Linked DNA regions of Homo sapiens: region 1 is linked to region 2. Evidence: chromatin loops called from intact Hi-C (ENCODE). Cell type or tissue: gastrocnemius medialis. All regions are shown on one strand. Each heading gives the region's core, and the rest is flanking DNA. Links, peaks and the distances in the headings are about the cores only. Region 1 has its middle 160 kb from the start of LRIG1. Region 2 has its middle 240 kb from the start of KBTBD8.

What was found. Peaks named below come from ENCODE experiments on the same cell type or tissue, not always from the same donor. Only the 100,000 strongest peaks of a DNase experiment are listed, where the experiment ranks them.
Region 1: it touches region 2 in a loop (2.7-fold over the local background); 1 of 110 quality-filtered maps calls a loop at or near these places.

The regions. Positions count from the first base shown.
Region 1 is chr3:66,663,538-66,667,933 of GRCh38, reverse strand. No RefSeq gene overlaps it. Among named protein-coding and RNA genes, the nearest start is that of LRIG1, 160 kb to the right of the region's middle. In gastrocnemius medialis, for the core only: no CTCF peak of the experiment used is centred there; a DNase peak (open chromatin) is centred at 2,733; H3K27ac peaks cover 1,490 bases.
Region 2 is chr3:66,758,776-66,763,171 of GRCh38, reverse strand. No RefSeq gene overlaps it. Among named protein-coding and RNA genes, the nearest start is that of KBTBD8, 240 kb to the left of the region's middle. In gastrocnemius medialis, for the core only: no CTCF peak of the experiment used is centred there; a DNase peak (open chromatin) is centred at 1,881; H3K27ac peaks cover 2,703 bases.

The DNA.
Region 1 (4,396 bases), core at 324-4,323, 95 kb after region 2:
ATTGCTCTACCCTCTGGCCTCAATAGATTTGGCCTCAGATAGTCATAGGACCCTATATGGTGGTGGCCAACCAATTAATTTATTTAGATACACATATGTGGAAAACAACAAAAAAGGAGTATGTTTTTACCCACATGCTTTTGATGTTTGAATATTGCCATTGCTGGGTCTAAATTGAAACTGACCATCAGCAAGTGTCTAAAGAGCAAATAGATGCCAATCTGGTGAAGACTGATCACATTTCCATTTACAGGGATGCTAGACTTTTTTCTGGAGTTGGGGCACCCAGCAAAGCCACAGCCAGCTCTGGGTCTGTGTTGTTAAAGCCAGCTGATGTTTGTTGGGAAATCACCATGTGCCAAGCACAAGGTGAGAACTGCCCATACGTTTTTTCATTTAATCATCAAAACAATCCCAGTACTGTGGCAACTACTGTCCTTCCCATTCTCCAGATGAGGCAAGTGAGATTTAGAGGGGAGGGACCCAGGCTTCAAAGCAAGGTCTGTGTGACCCCAGAACCTCACCTATCCTCCCTTTTCAGCATGGACTGTGTGGGGTTCAGGTTAGTGGAAAGAAAAGGGAGGAATTTCAGTTCTAACTTTGCTGTTTCCACAACTGGCAGTTCTGTGAAGGTCCTTTGTCCTCCAGATGGACTTTAGTTTTTCCCCTTGTAAAATGCAGATAATGCCTCAAATATCTCATAAACCATCAATCACTCTTTCAACAACCTGGAACTTGTGATAGAAATCAAAAGTCTACTTTTTTCTGAGAAACACAATGTTATAGACATTTTGTTGTCATAGTGGCCACACATGAAAAGTTTTGAGGATCAAAACTGTAGTAGTAGTATAGAAATGTATTTGATAGTAACATCTGATTCTGTCTTATAGAATAAAATTCCCATGTTCCACCAAGAAATCTTTTGTCTGCTCCTGGGGTGAGAACTGCTGCACAAAATAACCTTAATAACTTCACCTCTAACTCTAAAATGTGACCAGTTTCTGACCACATTTCTCAATTTAAAGCGCAAAGACGGGGTAGCTTCTGTAATTTGCACATCGTGTTCCATGTATCTTGCCTTCTTAATACAAACAAAAGCTAGGCTGGTAATTACACCTAGAAGATAAAGAAAGCATTGTAAGATGTTTAAAATAGGCTGAGAACCAAGAGCACTAGTGGTAATTAACAAAGTATATCATTGAATAAAACAGGTAATTAGCCATGATAATGGAAATGTACACAGGACCTAATTAACAGAACTTTTCCTTACTATCTCTTGGGACAGACAGTAAACATTTTGTATTTAACTATCACACCCATGTGCATAATTTCTTAGTTGATTTTGGCCCAACTGACTGGGTAGTAGTCAAAACATCCAAAAAGTTGAGGTCAGTCAAAATGCTGAAGTTTTTTTATTCATACCATTTCCAGTGAGCCAAAGACAACATCAGTATGAATTGAAAGTGTTCTAAGATATCAAACCAAGATTCTTGTAAGAATTGCTTTCACCTGATGTCTGTGTTAGCAGTTCCTGTAATCCCAAAGAAATGACCCTTCATCCCACTCCTTCCTTTATTCTAGGATGGAGAAAGGTCTTAATCCCTCAGTCAACTGCAATCTGGCTTCCATGCACATTAGTTTAGCAGATCTGCTCAGGATGGAGTTTCCAATGGCCACCATATTGCCAAAACCAATAGAAGCCAGTTGATATAATTTCTCCTTATCCTTCTTGACCTCTTTAGTACTTTGGACTCTGTTGACCACTCCCTTCTTTAAAACGTACCCTGTTCTGTGATGCCCACCCTCTTGCTTTTCCTCCTACCCCTATAGTTTTACCTTCTCCATCTCTTTTACTGGCTCTCATTTTTTTGCCCTCTTTTCCCTTTATGAATAATCACTATGTAATCTCATGCCCACAACAATTCTAATTAAGCTGTTGCTTCCTTTACATTTCTACTCCCAATGCGTTAGCTCCAGCACTCAACATTTGTCTCCTGGATTATCTCATTACCTTCCTAATTTTTCTCCCTGCTCCCAATTTTCCACCCCCAGCCCAAATCCATTCTGTAGCAATATTTTCAAACTGAAGCTCTGATCCTGTTCTTTGTTCTCTGTTTTCTGGGCTTCTTTTTACAAAGTCATTTTGTATATGAGACAATTACGGTAGTTTGTAACTCCTCCGGGCTAGGTAAGTGACTCTAGAGGCTGGGGTGATAGAGGCAATAGCTGCTTTCACAGACATGTGCTTCCCAAGGGGAAAGTTATACCAAGGCCAGACTGAGGGGCAGGTGACTCTCCCAGGACTTTCCAGAAGCAGGGGTTTTGCCACCTGAAATACAATTGCTGGAATACATTCTGATCATTCATAAGCCCAGTTTCCTAGTCAAGTTTCATTCTGGCTTAAGGACAGTATATGGATAAGCATCATAAGCAGGCAGAACCAGTAATTCCCTGACTCAAGTATACCAGGAAAGTCACTGGCTGATATTCTTATTTCCTGTTATAGTGCCTGTTTCATTAGGATTAAATTAGGCTGCTAGTAATACAAAACCTAAAGTCACAAAACCTAGATTGAAGTTGATTTCTCTCTTACACAAAGTCCAAAGGTAAGCAGTCCAGGGCCGGTAAGGTGCTCCCTGATCATCAGATACAATCTCCTTCCAAGTTCCTGCTCCACTATCATCAGCACACTACTTCCAATCTGGCCGCTTGAGCCCCAGCCTTCATGTCTGTGTTCTAGCCAAAAGGAACAGCTATAAAAAGACACATCACCTTTCTTTCAGGGCATAGTTCCTGGCGGTTGCACAGACCGCTCTTCTTGCATACCGTTAGCCAAACCTTAATCACATGGTCACCTTAGCTGCAAAGGAAACTAAGAGATGTCATCCATGAGGGTCATGATCTCAGCTAAAGAATGAGTGTTCCATTGCTAAGGAAGAAGGAGCAAATTTACTTACGAAAAACCATCTTTGCTGCAGCACCTGAAAGCCCTTTGTCAGAGATGCAGACTTTTAGTTCTGAAAGATTTTCATTGACAGACTCTACTCTCTCTCTGTTTGGTACCATCATAGGTCCTTGCAGGCACTGATTTATCAGTTCTCTTCCAATGTGACATCAAGATCAAGGGGATGTCGGAGCAGATGGTGAAAATTACCACCAAGAAACAGAGGAGATTTTAAACCAGAAGGAATAGGACTGATGTGATAATACGCACAATCCACTAAATAATTTCAAGGGGAAAAGCAAAAAAAAACAAAAAAAAAAAAAAAAAGAGAGAGAAGTTAGGGCCTGGTCTGCTGTGTGGGCTTGGAGTCAAATTCCCTCCTCTGTGTACTGGGAATAAGTGGGTTATTATGAGGATGAAATGGTGAGGACATCTTTACAGCCCTACGTACCTTCCCTTGATGAACAGTAGATATTAGTCAATGTTTCTGTGACTAGCTACAAATATTACTTTGAACAAAAACCACCAGAGGCCAGGCATGATGGCTCATGCTTGTAATGCCCACAGTTTGGGAGGCTGAGGCAGGAGCATCACTTGAGACCAGGAGTTTGAGAACAACCTGGGCAACATAGTGAGACCCTGTCTCTACAAAAAAAAAAAAAAAAATTAAATTACCAGGCATGGTGGTGCGCAACTACTCAGGGTACTAAGGTGGGAGGATCACTTGAGCCCAGGAAGTTGAGGCTACAGTGGGCCATGGCCATGCCACTACACTCCAGCCTGGACAACAGAGAGAGATGCTGTCTCAGAAAAAACCACACACACACACACACACAGACAGAAAGAAACCAGGTTAAATATATAGATCTGATGTCTTCTGTTAGCCCAGTTGATGACCAAGTACCTATTATAAGTTTCATGAAGACCAGAGCAGGACCTGTTTTGTACACCATTGGATCCTTGCTGCCTAGCACAGCACCTGGCATGTGGTAGATACCCAAGAGATATTCATTGAGTTAAGTAAGCGAATGACCTGATAGAATAAGATAAATTGTACAGCAAGTAGTCAAGAACATCATAGTACAGACTGCATATGAGTTCTAAATCAAATTAAGGGAAAAGTAGTATAATGAGCAGCAGCATTTGGAAGGGAAATGGAAAGAAGAACTTACCAGTACCCTTGGTGCTGGCAAACATTTGGCAAATTTGTTTGTTTGTTTGTTTATTTTGAGACGGAGTCTTGCTCTGTTGCCCAGGCTGAAGTGCAGTGGCGTGATCTCAGCTCACTGCAAACTCCACCTCCTGGATTCAAGCAATTCTCCTACCTCAGCCTCCCGAGTAGCTGGGATTACAGGCGCACGCCACCATGCCTGGCTAATTTTTGTATGTTTTTAGTAGAGGCTGGGTTTTACCATGTTAGTCAGGCTGGTCTCAAACTCCTGACCTTGTGAG
Region 2 (4,396 bases), core at 180-4,179:
TTGAATTAGGCCCCTGTTAGCTAAAGACTTACAGACCCAGGCCAAATTCCAACAGTCTCAACTCCTTCCAGCCAGCTCCAGGAAGCTGCTGTACAGATTTTTGGGAAGGGAGCCTAAAGAGCTAGAACCACCTGGTTTCAGGGTTACTTGGGAGCATCGAGTTTGCTTGACCTGGTTCATTAAGGGCCATAAAATAATAACCAATTTTTCTAATCTGAGCCTTATTACTGGATAATAAGTTGCATATTTTATTCCTGCCGTGGGTAAGGAACGCTCCATTTGTCTTGTTCATCCCTGAAATGAAAATTGCCTACTTTCTGATACGATCCACTGATAAAAACATTGTCTTAACAAATTTTTCTGAGGAATTTCCCAGACCACAGTGAGGTATGAAAACCAAGGCTCTGGAAGCCAGCTGGGGTGCAACAGACCCAGGGTCCAAGGATTTCCCGAAAGTTACCTCTTTCATTCAAGTTGGTGGGAGAGTTTCAGGGCCAAGGGAAGTCATCAGGTTGCCAGACAACCAAGGAGGGCCCTGTCATCGTCTTCACCGGAGAGAGTGACAGCATCGCTCTTGGATTTGCTAGTCATTTATTGGAATCCCCCTAGAACTTAGGATAAATTGGAAAGCTGAGTGTCTTCAGAAAAACTTTGCAGATTGAAAGTCTGTAAACCAAAGTTGCTGGTTTTGATTTGAGGCCTGTGCCAAACACACACACCCTCCTAAACTGACAGGATCAACCTAGCCACCAGCCCCCAAAACACAAACACCCAAAGAAAATAAAGATTCCAGATCCTGAGAATACCTGTACATTTAACTGCAACCTCTACCACCTTTGGTAAGATAAACAACTCAGACAGGGCTTCAAGTGACCTTTTAATCACAATAAGTGGGTTGCGCAGGGCCCTCCAGAGATTGTAATTGGGCTCACTTGTAACAAAAGGCAACCTTGACCACAAGCAGAGTAAAATCAGACAGGGGCACAACCTCTGCCCTTGCTCTGTAAACTCCCAGCTTTTTATTTATGTATTTTTATTGCTGATTTAGATTTTTAGCACTTGACTCCAAGATAAGAGCTCATGCAGCCTAGTGTTATCAGTTCACTTTTTTTCAGAAAAAAAATGGCATTCTGTTTATTTTATTTAAAACTTTATATTGGCCGGGCGCAGTGGCTCATGCTTGTAATCCCAGCACTTTGGGAGGCCGAGGTGGGCAGATCACCTGAGGTCGGGAGTTCACGACCAGCCTGGACAACATGGTGAACCCCTGTCTCTACTAAATATACAAAAATCATCTGGGCATGATGGCATGCACCTGTAATCCCAGCCACTCAGGAGGCTGAGGCAGGAGAATTGCTTGAACCTGGGAGGTGGAGGTTGCAGTGAGCCGAGATCGCAATGCTGCATTCCAGCCTGGGCAACAGAGTGAGACCCTGTCTCAAAACAAAGCAAAACTTTGTATTGAAAATCAAGCAGAAGAGAGAGACGGAGCAAGAAGAGGAGAATGGAATCATCGTGAACACTTCTTAATCGCAACGAGCATCATTTATTTTCTCAACTTGTGATTCATAGGATTTCATAAGACATCTAATCCACCCTTCTCATTTTACATATGAGGAAATTGAGGGCCAAAATAACTTGTCTAAGGTCACACATGTTTATGGGTGCAAATATAATGTTAAAACTTATTCCTAGCTACTGGTTAGCTTATTATTATTCAATTTCCTGTTCATTCTTTCCATGAGAGTTGATTAGCGTCCAAAAATTTGTGTTTAAGGAAAAGCCTGGCTCGTTACTACCAAAAAGAAGGGAAGACTCAATTGGACAAGCCATTTTCTATCTGTCAAGGCCTGAGAAAGCTGTTGCTCCAAGCCCTGGTAAACAGTGCCACCTCGGGTAACCAGATAGCCCTGAGGGTCATAGTTGCAAGGCTCAGGACAGTAACCTCACTTCCACTTTACTCTCTCGGCTTGGAAAAGAAAACTCTAGAATTAGCTATCCCACTGTCTTACTAAGACTTGTATTATTTTTTTTTTTTTTTTTACCTGCAAGGATTCCTTGCTTTTGCAGAAGTTAGACATTTAAGTTAAAAAATCAGGCCCCAATGGGGAAACCCTACCTCTACTAAAAATACAAAAAAATTAGTCAGGTGCAGTGGTTCACACCTGTAATCCCAGCTGCTCTGGAGGTTGAGGTGGGAGAATCTCTTGAATCCAGGAGGTGGAGGTTGCAGTGAGCCGAGATCATACTACTGCACTCCAGCCTGGGCCACAAAGTGAGAAAAAAAAAAGTCGGTTCCCGGAATATGCAATGGTGATGTTTTAATTTCATGCAAAGAGCAGGTCTTTAGTTATCTGAGTATGTGGTTCTCATTTTCCTTGACTGGACTACTGGGAAATTCAGAGGCCACAATAACGTGAAAACAGTATTTACAAGTAGCGTATTGTTGTTATTACAGCAATTTATCAGTCTCGCTTGTAGCTGGACAAATCTTCTTTCACATTGCCTGAATTAGTGTTTTTAAAACTTTTCCTTTGGAGAAATCTCTTCAACTTCCTATTTCAATTCACCATACAGTTTCTACATGACAGAACCAACATCATGTATATTTGGTGTTTCTTACTTTAAACTGAATTTTAGATTCTATTCTTTATACGTAGATTGAAGAGAATCGTTGATTCACTTCAGAATTCCTCAGCCTCAGCACTGTTGACATTTGGGGTTGGATAATTCTTTGTTGAATGGGACTGTCCTGTGGATTGTAAGATTTTCAGTGGCATTCTTGCCCTCCACCCATTGGATGCCAGTAGCACCTCCCCTCCCACTGTGACAACCAAAAATGCCTCCAGACATTCCATGTGTCTTCTAGGGTGCAGAATCACCCCTAGTTAAGAACCACTGGCTGAGTGTGGTGGCTTATTCCTGAAATCCCAGCACTTTGGAAGGCCAAGGCAGGCAGATCGCTTGAGCTCACGAGTTTGAGACCAGCCTGGGCAACATAGTGAGACCCCATCTCTACAAAACATACCAAAACATTAGTTGGGCATGGTGGTGTGTGCCTGTAGTCCCAGCTACTCAGGAGGCTGAAGTAAGAGGATGGCTTGAGCCCAGTAAGCAGAGGTTGCAGTGAACCAAGATTATGCCACTGCACTACAGCCTGGGCGATAGAGCCAGACCCTGTCAAAAAAAAAAAAAAAAAAAAAAAAAAAAAAAGAACCACTGATGTAACTCATTCAGAAAGTGACCCCGGTAGAATGTAAGCTCCAGGAGAGCAGGAACTGTCGGCTTTGTTCATCGCTGTATCAAGCACATGTTAGATGTTTTTTAGAAAAAGCATTTGTTGATTGAAAGACACAATGTGGTGTCGAAGGGAAAGCCTTGGATTTAGAATCCTCGGACATCGACTGCCACTCCCCTAGCTGTGCTGTTTGTCAAGACCACTTTATCTCTTTGAATCTTAGCATATTGGAGAAATAATCTTAGAGTAATACGTATTGAAGACAATAATACATATTGGAGAAAATAATCTTTACCTTAACTTTACTATCTTGTGAATTTCAAACACGAATTTGTGTGACGATGTTCAGAAACTGTGAAATGACCTTCAGATCTGAAATATAATGGAGGACAAATGCCTTGGAGTAGATGCTGAATTTGAGACTAAAACCCAAGTCCACCTCAAACACGGTTCTTTCTTACTCTGTCACCAAGCGCTCTAACCCAGACTGTTTGACCTTGAAGTAAGGTAAGGACAGAGGAAGGAAATGGAGCTAGATCTAACAGCTCCAGAAAACCAGAGGGATGTGTTATGACTGAGTTGTGACACATGCCTGTTTGTGATTTCTTTGCACAACATAGACTGTTCTATAGTAACCTAGAGGAAAATAATGTGTTCCTAAGCAAGATGGCACAGTAGTAGGTAGGCATTAAGAACCTTTCACGCTACAAGACTATGGTTTCCCTACTCCTTTACCTTACAGACAAAGTGAGAGAAAAATTATGTGTATGTGTGTATGTGCATGTATAAACACAAAATTTGCCTGTATTCTCATTTTCCCTCTTAAGTAGCCAGTTTTGCTGGAGGCCTAAACACATCACCAATCCACTTCTTTTTTTTTTTTTTTTTTTTTTTTGAGACGGAGTCTTGCTCTGTCGCCCAGGCTGGAGTGCAGTGGCGCAATCTCGGCTCACTGCAAGCTCCACCTCCCAGGTTCACGCCATTCTTCTGCCTCAGCCTCCCGAGTAGCTGGGACTACAGGCACCCACCACCACGCCCAGCTAATTTTTTTTGTATTTTTTTAGTAGAGATGGGGTTTTACCATGTTAGCCAGGATGATCTCGATCTCCTGACCTCATGATGCCCGCCTCGGCCTCCCAAAGTGCTGGGATTACAGGC